Regions from separate parts of the Homo sapiens genome. Here region 2 is linked to region 1. The links are chromatin loops, found by intact Hi-C in ENCODE. Cell type or tissue: gastrocnemius medialis. All regions are shown on one strand.

Region 1 (8,000 bases):
GTTTTCAAATATGAATACATCGTGGAATGGCTAAACCAAGCTAAACCTCACAGACTTATCTTTTTGTGTGTGTATGTGTGTATGATAAGAACACAAAATCTACTCCCTTTGCAATTTTTTGTTTTTGAGACAAGGTCTTGCTCTGTTACCAGGCTGCAATGCAGTGGTATGAACATGGCTCACTGCAGCTTTAATGAACTCCCAGGCTCAAGTGGTCCTCCCACCTCAGCCTCCCAGGTAGCTGAGACTACAAGCGCACACCACCATGCTTAGCTAATTTTTGTACTTTGTTTTGTAGAAACAGGGTTTTGCCATGTTGGCCAGGCTGGTCTCAAACTCCTGAGCTCAAGTGATCCTCCCACCTCAGCCTCCCAAAGTGTTGGGATTACAGGAGTGAGTCAGCACACCTGACCAGCAATTTTCAAGAATACAATACATTGTTATTAACTATAGCTACCAGGTTGTAGAATAGACCTCTTGAATTTATTAATCCTGTCAAACTGAAATTTAGTATCCTTTGACCAACAAGGATCTCCCCAACACACTCACTCCAGCCCCTGGTAACTACCATTCCACTCTCTACTTCGATGAGCTCAACTTTTTTAGATTCCGTTTATCAGTGAGATCAGGCAGTGTTTGTCTCTCTGTGCCCGGCGTATTTCATTTAATGTAATATCCTCCAGGATGAAGCTCTTATTTCAATAGATGTCTTGGAAAGTACAGGACTAAGAACAGACAAATGATTGGGGAAGATGAGCCCCAGGTGCAAAGTATCTTAATGGAACGTCCAGTTTTGTTAAATCACTCAGACAAAGCAGTCACTAGAAGCAGCAAAAAGGATGGAGAGGAAACCAGGATGGGGGAGTCTGCTCTGCAGCATGCATGTTGGCAGAGAAGGAGAAGCAGGGTGAGGTGTCCAAATGGCTTACAAGGCATAGGGATCAGAGAGTCAACCCAGCAGGAGAAAGCTGAGCCATTAAAAATTATTCAGACAGGGAAATCAACCCCAGCCATTCCTGCTTTCTAGACTGTTTCCCCAGGGAGGATGTCTGGAGACTCCATTTGTGTACAGCATGACTTAATTCTTGATGGAGGAGGGAGAGGATATCGTTGATCAACTCCTTCTCTGAATCTGACTCTGTACTCATTGTACCTGCATCTACGACACCCCTGGCTTTAATGGAACATATATCGATGAGATAATACATTTCTAGTAGCTGAGATAGTGGGAGTCCAAAGAGGAGATGGTTTAGCACATATTGGGAGTTCAGTCTTTGGCGTCAGACTCCTGGAGTCAACAGGCAAGCATTACTTTTAAAACACCATTGGGCCGGGCGCAGTGGCTCACGCCTGTAATCCCAGCACTTTGGGAGGCCAAGGCAGGCGAATCATGAAGTCAGGAGATCGAGACCATCCTGGCTAACATGGTGAAACCCCGTCTCTACTAAAAATACAAAAAATTAGCTGGGGGTGGTGGCAGGCACCTGTAGTCCCAGCTACTCGGGAGGCTGAGGCAGGAGAATGGCGTGAACCCAGAAGGCAGAGCTTGCAGTGAGCCGAGATCGCGCCACTGCACTCCAGCCTGGGTGACAGAGCGAGACTCCATCTCAAAAAAAAAAAAAAACACTATTAATATATAAATAGATGGTTTCTTGAGGTGAGCGCGAAGGGGAAAGGAGTGGTGTAAAGGAATTAATTCCCTGGGCAAGATAAGCACCCATGTGGTTCAAGAGAGCTGGTGTTCAGATCTTATTTGCATTCATCTCTAAGCCAACTCTGCTTTCTTCCCTTCCAGCTAATGGGTGCCCTGCTCGGTTTGCCCACATGTCAAGTCTACCTTCAGACAGAAAAGAAAAAAATATAAAAAGGTAAAAAATAATGACATAATAGACATGAAAGAAAAAGAAGCAAGATTCTACCCAAGAATTATGGGAAAATAAAGCAATAGAAACAGTAATAATAATTGAAGGTTTGCTCTGTCACTGGGTCTTGGCTGCACATTAGGATCATTGGGCAGCTTATTTTTAAAAAATTCAATTTATACTCCCATCCCTAGAGATTCTGGCTTAAGTATTCTCAGGAGGGTTAGGGGGGAAAATTAATAAATTTCTCACTTGATTCTAAAGTACAGCCAGGATTGAGAACCACAGCACTAGATAAAAACTCGCCTGAGGTGAAGAAAACTTTGACTCGAAATCAGCGGTGCTCACTAAACTTCAAGCAAAGTTAGCCTTACCTTAACACTTTTTTATTTCAAAGAGAAAAAAAAATGAAACGAGTTACTAACATAAGACCAAAAATTAGCGTGTTAAAAGACTAGTTCTCTGCCACCTTAAACCATGGGAAACAATTTGCAAAAATCTTAAGCGAGGGGATGACTGTATAGACTGCAGAGGTTAACAGTTCAGGCTTCAGAATCAGAAAGTCTTGAGTGGGTGCTGCAGCTCTGCCATCTACTACCTGAATCATGTTGAGAAAACTGGAAGGATTAAATGAGATATTGAATTTAAAGAACTCAAAGCCTAGATTGTATTAAGTTCTCTATAAGTGAAATGTTTCTTTTACTTTTTCTTTCTTTTTTTTTTTTTTTGAGACAGGTTCTCACTCTGTCACACAGGCTGGAGCAGTGGCACGATCACAGCTCACTGCAACCTCAGTCTCCCAGCCTCAAGTGATCCTCCCACCTCAGCCTCCCAAGTAGCTATGACTACAGGCGCATGCCACCACACCTGGCTAATTTTTGTATTTTTTGTAGAGATGGGGTTTCACCCTGTTGCCCAGGCTGGTTTCCAACTTTCGGGCTCAAGGGATCTGCCTGCCTCAGCCTCCCAAACTGCTGAGATTACAGGCATGTGAGCCACCGTGCCTGCCCTCTATTCTTATTTTAAAATACAAAGCATTTTTAAGAGACAAAGTAATATGGTTTGGCTCCATGTCCCCACCCAAATCTCATGTTGAATTATAATTCCCAAATATTGGGGGAGAGACCTGGTGGGAGGTGATGAGATTACGGAGGCAGATTTCCCCATGCTGTTTTCACGATAGTGAGTGTGTTCTCACAAGATCTGATGGTTTAAAAGTGTGTGGCACTTCCTCCCTCACTCTCTCTCTCCTGCCACCATGGGAAGAAGGTGCTTGCTTCCCCTTCACCTTCCGCCATGATTTTAAGTTTCCTGAGGCCTCCCAGTCATGCTTCCTGTTAAGCTTGTGGAACTGTGAGTCAATTAAACCTCTTTTCTTCATAAATTTCCCAGTCTCAGGTAGTCTTTTACAGCAGTGTGAAAACAGACTAATACAAAAAGCCTTGCTCTGGCGCCCAGGCTGGAAACCATACAAATACAAAATCAAAGGCAAATCGATTTGGAAAATATTTGCAACACTTATGAGAATATTTCTTATAAGTATTTCTTATGAGAGTAACAAGGAGAATAATATCTTCAATATATGCGGAGCTTTTACAAATATGGAAAACACTAATGCTTAATTTAAAATGGACATACAGCATGGAAAAACAATGTTTAGAAGGGGACATACAATCAGTCAATAAATAAAAGTGCTCAATCTCATAAGCAATCAAATAAATGAAAAATAAAATATTTTCTCACCTAACAAATTGACAATGTTTTATTTTCCTTCTAAGGATAATACTCATTGCAAACAAAGATGCATTGAGGGGCACATGCATAGTGCTAGCTGTCAGGTTAACTAGAACAAGCTTTCTACAATGCAACTTGGCAGCATGAATGAAGAGCTTTATCATTTATAAGTTTTCCTATTTTCCAAATTGTATTCAATGGCAAATACCACCTTTCTAATCAGAAAGAAAAAGTTAATAGGCATAAGGAAACCAGCCACCTGGCTGGAAACTTGAATATTCACTAATTTCAGCAATAGATTTGGGTAATTTCCAAATCCATGGCAAACGCAAAGCTTGAAACGAGTCGCACTCTGGGTATTGTATCAGTTTACACAATCAGAGCCAGGAGTGGGGTTTGTCACTTGCTAAATTCAGGCAGGTCACCAAATGGCCCAGATCTAAGCATGAGAACAAATGAATTGCTGGCCGTAGCTCTGTACTCGCGTCTCAAATGACAAAGTACCTTAGGAAATCTTAACTTCTTTCTTCATCCATTGGAGCTATTTAATATCTCCCTGAGAGCTAAAAGATTGTCAAATTAGAAAAGGATTTATCCTTAAAAAGATAGCTCCTACCGTTGGGGAAAGCTTATTCCCTTAGAAATGCCAACCCTTTGCTCCTTGCAAAGATATGCTCCCTGCCAGCATTTTATTTATGTATTTTGGACCCTGCCTTGTTTTAAAAAGTGAAGCAACTGGCCAAGCATCCTGCAGAGGATTCCATCTGCTACAGGCCAGACAGAAGCTGAGGATTAGGAGTAAAAGCCGGGAGCCCCAAGCGGATCAGCCAGCACGCCCACCCCCACAGGCCCTGCCTCCAAGCCGAGACAGCTCATTCACCAGTATATAAAGTATTGCAAGTCTCCACACAGAGCCGATGAGAGGAGGCAAGAAGCTATGAAGAGGAACCAGAAATGGAGGAAGGAGGCAGATTAATTTTGTTCATTCAAACAAGAATGAGTGAAGCGTAATCACAGCAAGAGCTATTATGATGATGATGACAGAGAGATGTCCCTCCCTGGCATGGCTCTGGTTTGGACTGGGCTGTCTGATGTGGTGGCTTCTGTGTATAAAGTTTTCTTGAGACAGTGTTCAGCCTCACCTCGGCCCTCTTGGGCAGTAGGGAGCCTCTCAGAAAGGGGCAGCTGGGTCCCGCTTCAGACCCTCCAGCTGTCCACACACCCAGCCTCTTCTCCAGGCAGATTTCCTCCTTTTGTGATTGAGCCTGGACAGCCCTGGGGCTCCTGCTCCTCCCCTACACATCAGGCTTCTTCCTGTGGAGCTTTCTGTACCTTCCCAAGCCCTCAATGAATGCAAAGGAAAAAATGTTCTTTTCTTCCCTTAGCACTGTACTACCACCCATCTTTCTTGCTGGCATGGGCTACTCCATTAAATCAGCTGCCTGCCAAAATTTCCAGACTAGAAGAGGCACCAGGCTCTATGTCTTCTATGCCCCAAACTCCAGGGCACACATCAAACCCTCTAAAGCACTCTCCTGAATAGTAGACTCCATTCCACCAGAACCATGGATCAGCAAACACCCAGCTAGGGTGCAAGGTACCCTGTCTCCCTTTTTGCAAGCATCTCCACTCCCCATAAGGGAGTCTCTTGGAGGCCCTTTTCTTGGTTTTATGGGGAACAAAAAGTGTTTCACCTCAAGCTAGTATTTGTTACAGGCCAAGATTTCAAAAATTCTACCCACTTTTTTTAATCCCTCTACTTACATAGACCCAGGGGCTTAGAGTTGTGGGTCCCAAAGCCAGTTTTGATACCTCTTGAAAGTCATGAGGAATTCCAGTTATTTAACAAATAGAGTGTCTAAGACTTTATTTTTAGCTTTGCAATCTGAATGCCCATTCGGGGCAATAAAAAAGTCCCACTCAACATCTTGTTACATAGGGAACTTGCTTTGGTAGATCAAATTTTTACTCCCAATTCTTTTCCCCCATGTAATATGATTATAATCCACATTCTTGCCATGTCACTTTGCCATGTCTTCTACTGTGAGAAGAGTATACTTTCGCACTTTACTGACATGGGTTTGGGTTTGGCCATGTCATTTGCCTTGGCCAATGAAATGCTAGCAAACATGATGAGTGCAGAGGCTTTAAATATACTAGGACAGTTTAACATTCCTCATGTCCTCCTGCCATTTGGCATGAGAAGAAGGAGAAGAATATGTCCCTGGTAGCTGCTGGTAGCATCTGGTGGAGAGATGAGAGATGCCTGGAGCAGACCTGAACTTGACTTACAGCATGAAGGAGAGCCAATCCCAGTTGACTGGCCACCTCATAAGTAAGATAAATATAGTTTGTTGTATGAGCCACTGCAATAATTAGGGCTATTTGTTAGGCAGCATTATTGCTATACAGTAGCAGCTAATTAATACCCTCGCTATATGTCCAACATTGTGCTGAGCACTGTATTGTCTCCTTTAATTCATTCCTTTTAACAAGTGTGTAAGATAGAATTCTCGTTAATATTATCCTTGTTTTACAGGTTAGGAAACTGAGGTGCAGAGAATTTTAGCACAATTAGTAAGTGAAAGAGACAAGCTTCAATCCCAGCAATCTAGCTCCAGACCGATACTCTTGCCACCATGGAACAAAAAGCAGGAGACAAAGATGTGGCTCTGTGCTCTTCTAAGTCTGCATACTGGTACAGACCTCAGGCTCAAAACCATTGTGACTATTGATATCGTTTGCCTGTGTCCCCACCCAAATCTCATCTTGAATTGTAGCTTTCATAATCCCCACATGTCATGGGAAGGACTTGTTGGGAGGTAACTGAATCATGGGGGCAGGTTTTTCCCATGCTCTTCTCATCATAGTGAATAAGTCTCACAAGATGATGGTTTTATAAAGAGCAGTTCCCCTGCACATGGTCTCTTGCCTGCCGCCATGTAAGACATGCCTTTGCCCTTCCTTTGCCTTCCTCCATGATTGTGAGGCTCCCCCAGCCACATGGAACTGTGAATCCATTAAACCTCTTTTTCTTTATAAGTTACCCAGTCTTGGGTATTTCTTCATAGCAGTATGAGAACAGACTAATACAGCCGTTTATGAGTTCCCTATCAGTACAAGCCTGACCAGACTGCAAGGGCTGAGGCAATTTTTCTAGCTCTGTCAGTGCATGCAAAGAGGATAAGACAGGCTTCCCTTCCAGAATGCATGACCCTTCTCTGAACTTTGAGTAGGGAAAGTCCCACGGGAAATTCTAACCAAGAAACAATCCTGTCATTGTGAAGTGCAGTCATACAACGTTCTGCACGGGATGCAGAGCACACCTCATTCTCTGCCTATTTTTATTCTCTCTAAGCAAATATCTGGGGCTCTCAAAAATTATTACACAATTGCCAGCTGCTGGGATTATACAAATAACGTGACAATAGCAAAGCAATATGCTGACCGGTGTTCAAACACCAACACACAACAGCAAAGCAGCCAGGGGTGCCAGTCCTCATTCACAGCCTGCAAACAGAAGCAGCACAAATGAAGGCCACCCACTCCCTCCTGGTTTTAGGAAAACAGAGTAGCAGGCAGTTTGACACCGAGATGGATTTTTTACTCTTCAACTTCCAAGATGTCCTATGCACAGGGAGAATGCAAGGTCATGTTCTTTAGCAAAATGTTCTTCATAATTGTGATTCAACAATGTACCCCTTTCTTTAACCAAGTTAGGACTTCTGATGAGCAGCAGTTGGGCTTAAAGGTCTTCAAATTATAAGCAAGCTAGAAATTCTGAAGCATATAATAATGTATTATATATGTATATTTATGTGTGTGTGTATGTGTGTGCATGTACTCTGTTAAGGTGTATGTGAAACAAAGCTTCTTTACAAACTTCTACACTATACACCCTGAGGGCAGAGATCACGTTTTCCTTACCTATCATTAACTCTGATGCCTAACACAATGAGAAGTCAATAAACATTTGCTGAATAAATAAATAAATGTAAAAGGCATTTTAGGGAGAATTATATCTTTGAATTTTGCATAGTTTAATTCTTAAAATGCAAGACTAGGGCAAGCAAGGAGATGGTTATAAAAATGTGAACCCCTTAGAAACCCCTTAGAAAAAAATAAGGAAGGCCAGGCGCAGTGGCTCACACCTGTAATCCCAGCACTTTGAGAGGTCGAGGCGGGTGGATCGCTTGAGTTCAGGAGTTCAAGACCAGCCTGGGCAACATGGCGAGACCCTGTCTCTACTAAAAATACAAAAAAAAAAATAGCCAGGCATGATGGTGGGTGCCTGTGGTCCCAGCTACTCAGGAGACTGAGGTGGGAGGATTACTTGAGCCTGAGAGGCAGAGGTTGCAGTGAGCCAAGATCACACTACTGTACTCCAACCTGAGTAACAGAGCA
Region 2 (8,000 bases), 96 kb before region 1:
GTGCAGTGGCTCATGTCTGTACTCTCAGCACTTTGGGAGGCCAAGTTGGGTGGATCACCTGAGACCAGGAGTTTGAGACAAGCCTGGGCAACATGGAGAAAGCCCATCTCTGAAAATCGTACAAAAATTAGCTGGGTGTGATGGTGCACACCTGTAGTGCCAGCTACTAGGGAGGCTGAGGCAGGGAGGATGGCTTGAGTGGCTTGAACCCGGGAGGCGGAGGTTGCAGTGAGCTGTGAGCATGCCACTGCACTCCAGCCTGGGTGACAGAGAAAGACCATGTATTAAAAAAAAAGAAGAAAGAAAGCAAGCCCAAAATATAGCAACTCTGCTGTGAACAATAACAAAAGATGGTCCCCTTAGCCAAGATACCAGATACCAGTATCCTCAGGGCCCACCCATAGAGAGCTGAGCACATCTGGTGGTCCCTTTAGCAGGAGTCGGTAGCATCTGTGACTTCACTTGCAGTCAGTTTTGGCAAGAGATTCACCCCAGTGAGTCAGGGCAGAAGAAGAAAATGGCAGACATCCCATGCTTAGAAGGACTGGATACCCTTGGGTACTCCTGGAACTATTTGGCAGGAATTTGGTGGACACTGAGGCATTATAGGGACAAAGCCCGAGAAAATGTTATTTGAGAACCTTATTGTAATTCTATTTTATATAAAGAAAGAGAAGAGTCAACACACTCAGACGGGTACTAATGAGATATTCATATGTGTCAGCTTTGTGGAAAGGGGTGAGGTTCCAGACACACTCCCCCAAAATTTGGCACCTTGGCATTTGAGAAAACAGCAGAAGCAGGAGGGGCTTTCTGTCCTTCCCCTTCCCCTTCTCCCCTGAAGCAGATTGTAAAAATGTGTTCTGACTTTCCTCTAAAGTAGGTCATAAAATCTTCATTCCAGAAGTGCCCACCCTATACCCACAGGAAAAGAATATCCTTATCTCTGAAGACACAGGGACACAGAGATGAAACTGAGCAGACAGGCCTTGGTAAATTCCCCCAGCTCATTCTCATGAGACCATGCCCTTTTGTCCTCCAATCATATTGCTGCACAACTGTCCAGAACAATAAACAGTTCTCCTGTTTTTTTGGAGAGTCTTCATTTCTGAAGGCTCCCATGTCACATAAAACTTATATTAAATAAATTTGTGTGCTTTTCTCTTGTTAATCTGTCTTTCATTATAGGGGTCTCAGCCACTATCCTAGCAACGATAAGAAAGAATACCTTTTACTTTAGTTCCCATCCTAATTGAGATGGTCATAGCAATAGTGAGTACTGAGTGAGGGCATGGGACTCCGTACAAAATAGTCTTTTGTGTTAGAGAAAGTCCACTGGACTACTGGAGACAGGACCTGAATCATAGTCCCATCCCTGCCATAAAGGCATTGAGGGAGCATGAATGAAGTCACTCACCTTCTGGGGTTCTCAGCTCCTCGCCTCTCAAGCGAGGGATTGTTCTGGACGATTTCTAAGACCGTGTCTAGCCATCTGACTCAATATTTTCTCATGTATCTGTGAAAATGCTTTGAAGCATCTAAGTAATATATAATAACAGAATTATTATTACATTAGAATATGACAGGATAATGTCTCTTTCAAGTTAAGAGCAACATTTACAAGCTGATTAGCCATTTGTTTTGGCAGTTTGGTGGCTGTTTATTCTTTTTTATTATTATTATACTTTAAGTTCTAGGGTACATGTGCACAACATGCAGGTTTGTTACATATGTATACATGTGCCATGTTGGTGTGCTGCACCCATTAACTCGTCACTTACATTAGGTATATCTCCTAATGCTATCCCTTCCCCCTCCCCCCAAACGTTCAGAATTACTCCAAGAGGTCCCATAGCATTGCACACATATTTCTATTATCATATTATACTGGAATTATTGGTGTCTCTTTGTTTATGTGTTTCTCTCTGCCAGGAGATTGTGGGCAGGTCCAAGATAGATAAAGCACTGAATTTTACTTATCTTTGAATCACCAAAACCAAACAGTCTTGAACATAGAAGATTCTCAAAAAATGTTTGCTTAATGAACACAGTTAATAGTTATTCAGGGCCAGGCGCGGTGGCTCACACCTGGAATCCCAGCACTTTGGGATGCTGAGGCGGGCAGATCATCTGAGGTCAGGAGTTCAAGGCCAGCCTGGCCAACATGGCGAAACCCCATCCCCACTAATTAGCCGAGCGTGGTGGCACACACCTGTAATCCCAGCTATTCAGGATGCTGAGGCAGGAGAATCACTTGAACCTGGGAGGCAGAGGTTGCAGTGAGCTGAGATCGTGCCACTGTATTCCAGCCTGGGCAACAGAGCAAGGCTCGGTCTCAAAAAAAAAAAAAAAAAAAGGTAGTTATTCAGTGCCTTGCTGATGTTGAAAATGGCCCATGAGACAGAATGTCCCTGCCTTGAATAAATAGATGAACTGGTTTAATGCTATGCTTTACTTTTGTTAAAAAAAAAAAAATACAAGTTAAATTGCCAGGTACAGTGGCTAGCACTTTGGGAGGCCGAGGCGGGCAGATCACCTGAGGTTGGAAGTTCGAGACCAGCCTGACCAACATGGAGAAACCCCGTCTCTACTAAAAATAAAAATTAGCTGGGCGTGGTGGCACATGCCTGTAGTCTCAGCTACTCAGGAGGCTGAGGCAGGAGAATCACTTGAACCTGGGAGGTGGAGGTTGCCACGAGCCGAGATCACACCATTGCACTCCAGCCTGGGCAACACAGCAAGACTCCATCTCAAAAAACAAAAAAACAAAAAAAAAAGAAAAGAAAGAAAATGTACAAGTTAAATTAAAAGTTCAGTTCTTTGGACACACACAGAGCCATTTACTTTCTCACTTGCCTGTAGTCCTTCTATTTACATCCACAAGTTCCCAGCTAAGATTGCTGGGGGTGCAGTGGTTCTACCGACTGACTGCTTGAGTTACTTGTTATCAACTTTCTGACCATAAAATATGTTTTAACCACCTGTGATGCTTCCTGAAATACCCTGCTTGATGTTTCTGGGGTAGATTACATCAACCCGTGGGCTGAAAATACCAGGGCTTATTTGGCTGGCATGGGAGACAGTGTTCTTTGAGGCTTCCAACAATTGCTGCACTCGCCCCACTTACAACAGTGTTGGTTCATGAGTATTATATTAAAAATACTTCTTTCTTCTAAGCTGAATCATCCATCTATTTTCTATTTTGTTAAAACAGAAAGCTAGTTTTCAAGGTGGGAGAAACAATTGGTTATGAAATAAGAACCAAACCCTGCGAATTTTTTTGCTGGAGAAAAAAACAAATACTTTAAAGTAATACCAAATACTTCAAAGTAACATCAGACTTAGTCTGAATTTTCATAATGGTTTTTAGTTTTAAATACAAATGCAGAACAATAATTTATGGAGAAGTATGTTTATCAAAACATTATTTATTACATCAACCCTTGAAAACAAGCCATACGTCACATAACAAGGGTTAGGTAAATAAATATTAAGATATTTATACAGCTAAATCTTATGGGAATATAAGAAACATGTTTTTGAATGACTTTTTAAGAAAAAAAGAGAAAATGATGACACTATAATACCAGGTAAAAATGCTAGGTAGATCATGTATTTATGGTTATACTAATAGTATCCATAATATTATATGAATATGTATTTATACTATGCAAATATTTCTGGCAGGATGATCAGTTAAGATGTTAATGTTTGCCAATTCCCCCCTGAAAAGTGTATTTTCTCTCTCTCTCTGTTCCTCTGTGTTCCAAAACCTAGCCCGTATTTGTTTTCTAGTGTGATCCTTAAACCACCTGCAGGAGAGAATCACCTGGTGTTAGCTAAATGCAGACGCCTGGCTCCCATTCCAAAACTGCTAAAACAGAAGGAGGAGGGAAATCCACTTTATCTCCAAGCTCCCAGGGTAATTTTTGTGCTCACTCAAAGTCAAGAACCTCTGGCCTAAGTTCTTACCCCAGGAAACAGTTTCATTGTGATTCAAGTGCAAGGCCAAAGAAGACCTCACCCAAGCCTTCAGAGAGTTAATTAGCTCTTTGCAGGAGCTAAGCTGGTAGGGAAGGGGATGAGGGGCTGGTGCTTGGACTTGTGGAGATGCCCAACCACAAGGACAAAGACTCCTGGACGAAGGAATGTGAGCTCTCCAAGAGGAGACAGAACCTGTCCCTCCTGCAGGCAGCGCTCCGGATGTGGGATAGCTATGGGATGCCTGCGAAGGCCGTTTACCCTGCAGCCCTGGGGTCAGCAACAATGGTCCCAGCCTGCAGTACGACTGGTAAACAGAATCAAGAATCACTGAGCAGCGTCTCTTGTAGTTTATCCAAAACAGAACTGCCTGGCAGATGGCAGAAGGCTTGCTCCTGAAGGCAGCATTGAGGAGCAGAAAGAACGAGGAGAACCACTGTGGCTATAGCCATGGACTAAGGAGTCAAGCACACCCCCCACAACTGTTTGGGGAACACTTAAATAAGTGAGCCAGTGGAATGGGGAAGGAAGCCCTAACAAAGACCAATTATGGGCAGCTTGCCAATCCTACTTCGTTTTGATTTCATCGGGAAAACAATTGTTAATGATATTTCTTGCCATACAGTGGCTGTTGTAAAGCGAATTCTTGCCCACTGCATTTCTTTACAGATACCAGCTCTGCCATTCGCAAGTTCTGTGAATCAGAGCAGGTTTCTGAACCTTAAGCTTCAGTTTCTTCATGTGTGAAATGAGGATAATAAGGATTCCTATTCATTGCATTGTTATGAGAATTAAATGAGTTAACATTTTCAAAATGTTTGGCACAGTGTCCATCACCAAGAAAGAGCTCAATAAAAATAGCTATTGTTATATAAACACACACACAGATATGCCTTCCTAGGTATTCCCTAATTCCTGCAGAGATGCATACCACACTCTAAAGGACAACGAGACCCTTAACCTCACTCCACAAGCAGCAAATCTGAGGCCTTCTTGGGTGAGACCCTCTGGTTTTTTAGCACTTCCACTCTGCTGGAACCCTGCCCTGAATCCTCATCCCCAGGTTGGGGTCACCACTACCCCACTCCACCAGTCCATGCCAGCTCCCTCCTCTAGAGATCCGGAACCGGTCCACTTCCCAGTAGTCATGAGCTGATATTTTGTTCCCATATGACTGATTTCCAAGTTAAGTGTTTCCCAAAGTGGAAGATGCTACCTTTGATGGTATCTGACATGACTTCAAAAGGTGTTTGAACATACCATTCAATAACACTGAATCACATAGAGAAATGGTGATTCCATTTTCAGGGTTCTTTCAATCCCTTTTGATTGTCAAGGAAAAAGCCTCCTTTTGGGGGCCAGCACAGCTCTACCACTTCCTTGCTAACTTGTTAATTATCCTTTTGAATGAAATGAAAACAAGACTCAGGTTCAGAGCCTTTAAAGGGAATAGTATCTGGCTACCATCAATAACATAACACTGTATTATTTTTACTGTCTTTTTTTATAGTAACCCTATATTTATAGGAGTGGTATAGTATCTTTACTAAATGAATGCAGTCAGTTAGTAAAAATGACCTGAATTTTTAAAATTAAGTAAGAGGAGTACAGGAGGTGGTATATGATCTTTGCCAGGGACATGGTAAAAATTTTTACAGATGAATTATGGACATTTGGCAAAGACCACCCAGACAGGAAGTGCTGCCTTCGAGGTGGAGAGAAAGTAGCACGTTCTGAGTTGAGCACTTTAAATTTATCATCTCATTTCAACTTTACAACACAAGGAGATACATACCTTTACCTTTGTATTCCATAGATAACTAAGGCTCAGAGAGGTTAAGTCACTTGCCAAGGTCACACAGCTAGTAAGTTCAAGAGTCAGGATTCAAACTCACCTGCTATACCAAACTGCCTCTGCTACACCCTAACTGCATCTCCCACTGCCAGATAGGTATCTCACTGGAAAGTAACACCAGCTTGAGGAAAAGTTAAATGTGCCCATGAGTCTATTGGTCCTATTGGGAAGCCAACTTAGAGCCCAGCCTTGGCATCCTGACTTCCTCTATTCTCTCTCTTTCCTATTTTTTATTTTTGTTTATTTATTTTTCTGAGACAGGGTCTCACTCCACCACCCAGGCTGGAGTGCAGTGGCACGATCTCAGTTCACTGCAACCTCCACCTCCCAGGTTCAAGTGATTCTCTTGCCTCAGCCTCCCAAGCAGCTGGGATTACAGGTGTGAGCCACCATGCCCAGCTAATTTTCGTATTTTTTTTTTTTTTTTTAGTAGAGACAGGGTTTCACCATGTTGGCCAGGCTGGTCTCAAACTCCTGGCCTCAAGTGATCCCCTTGCCTCGGGCTACCTTAGTGCTGGGATTACAGACATGAGCCACCGTGCTCAGCTTCTCTTTTTAAAGTCACTTTCTTTTTTAAAATATTTTTTTCTTTTTCTTATTTTTTAAAAATTTTTTTATAGAGACAGGGTCTCACTGTGTTTCCCAGGCTGGTCTCAAACTCCTGGGCTCAAGCGATTCTCCTACCTCGGCCTCCCAAAGTGCTGGGACTACAGGAGTGAGCCACCGTGGCCAGCCAGCTTCCTTTATTCTCTACCAGAACATCCCTCTACAATTCCACTTTACCTTGCCATTAAATACACCCAACAAAGAGCACTTACTGTAAGCAACAACTGAACATATCCCTGTATGATGACGCAGGAACACGTGTGCCCTAAGTAAATGCTAAGACTGACAGAATTAAACAGTGAATCTTAGCAAACTTGAGTCCTGTCAAGTTACCTAATGATGGGACTCACATGGGGGCCAGTGACTCTAGCAGGAGCACACAGGGACTTTAGTGGGAAGGCAGCAGACATAGGTAGGAAGGAAGGTAGGGCCAGGTTGGAAAGGAGCTTCAGTAACAACAGAGGGCCGGCTAATTGACACCTAAAACTTGAAAAGTGAAGCCCACAGAGATAGATTTGGGGTAAGCCCAAGGAAGAAAGAGAGCAAGTTTTCTGGAGAGTTTTCATTCTTGCTTTTGTTTTTCCTGAGAAGCAATATTTCTTTGGAAAGAAAAGTCAGAGCTATTGAAATGGAAGCCTCTGCTGTTGCACAAATCTACCTGGAGGCTCATGGCACACAACATAGGTTTATCTAAGAGAGCATCTAGAAACAGGTCATATTTCTGATGCACTTCAATCTCCCAGAGCAAAGAAGAGATGTTATAACCTGGTGGGCATTTCAACATGCATTTTTTTTTCTCACAGTAGAGTTGATTCAAAAATAATTCTTCTGGCTGAAAGTCTAGTTTAAAAATACTGAACATCTGGGTGCAGTGGCACACGCCTATAATCCCTGCACTTTGGGAGGCTGATGCGGGAGGATCTCTAGAGGCCAGGAGTTCGAGACCAGCTTGGGCAACACAGTGAGACCTCCAACTCAAAAAAAAAAAAAAAAAAAAAAGCCCAGGCGAGGTGGCTCATGCCTGTAATCCCAGCACTTTGGGAGGCTGAGGCGGGTGGATTATGAGGTCAGGAGTTTGAGACCAGCCTAGCCAATATGGTGAAACCCTGTCTCTACTAAAAATACAAAAATTAGCTGGGTGTGGTGGTGGGCACCTGTAATTCCAGCTACTCAGGAGGCTGAGGCAGAAGAATTGCTTGAACCCGGAAGGCAGAGGTTGCAGTGAGCCGAGACTGCGCCACTGTACTCCAGCCTGGGCGACAGAGCGAGACTCCAACAAAAAAAAAAAAAAAAGGAAGAAGAAGAAGCAGCAGCAGCAGCAGCGGAGGAAGAGGAAGAGGAGGAAGAAGATGGAAGAAGAAGGAGAAGAAGAAGAGTTTAAGCCACTAAGCCAATGGCAGAATTGAGTGTGATCCTGAAGACTGCCATGGCTATCATCAAATGAGTCATCAAAGAGAAGGCCACACACCCATGATCCCCTTCTCATGAGGTTGACAAACTCTGCCTGCTGACACTTCTAGCTTTTAAATTCTGAGACTAGCAAGGAAGGAAGTTCTGG

What was found. Peaks named below come from ENCODE experiments on the same cell type or tissue, not always from the same donor. Only the 100,000 strongest peaks of a DNase experiment are listed, where the experiment ranks them.
Region 2: a loop joins it to region 1, with 15 times the contacts of the local background. A loop is called at or near these places in 6 of 110 quality-filtered maps.

What each region holds. Positions count from the first base shown.
Region 1 is chr15:91,115,402-91,123,401 of GRCh38, reverse strand. All of the region lies in intron 1 of SV2B (synaptic vesicle glycoprotein 2B), which reads right to left. Among named protein-coding and RNA genes, the nearest start is that of SV2B, 19 kb to the right of the region's middle. RefSeq lists an enhancer at 6,721-7,030. In gastrocnemius medialis, no CTCF peak of the experiment used is centred here; DNase peaks (open chromatin) are centred at 4,011 and 5,855; H3K27ac peaks cover 3,629 bases.
Region 2 is chr15:91,211,243-91,219,242 of GRCh38, reverse strand. The region is part of intron 1 of SV2B (synaptic vesicle glycoprotein 2B); the gene reads right to left. Among named protein-coding and RNA genes, the nearest start is that of SV2B, 110 kb to the right of the region's middle. In gastrocnemius medialis, no CTCF peak of the experiment used is centred here; a DNase peak (open chromatin) is centred at 3,002; H3K27ac peaks cover 2,282 bases.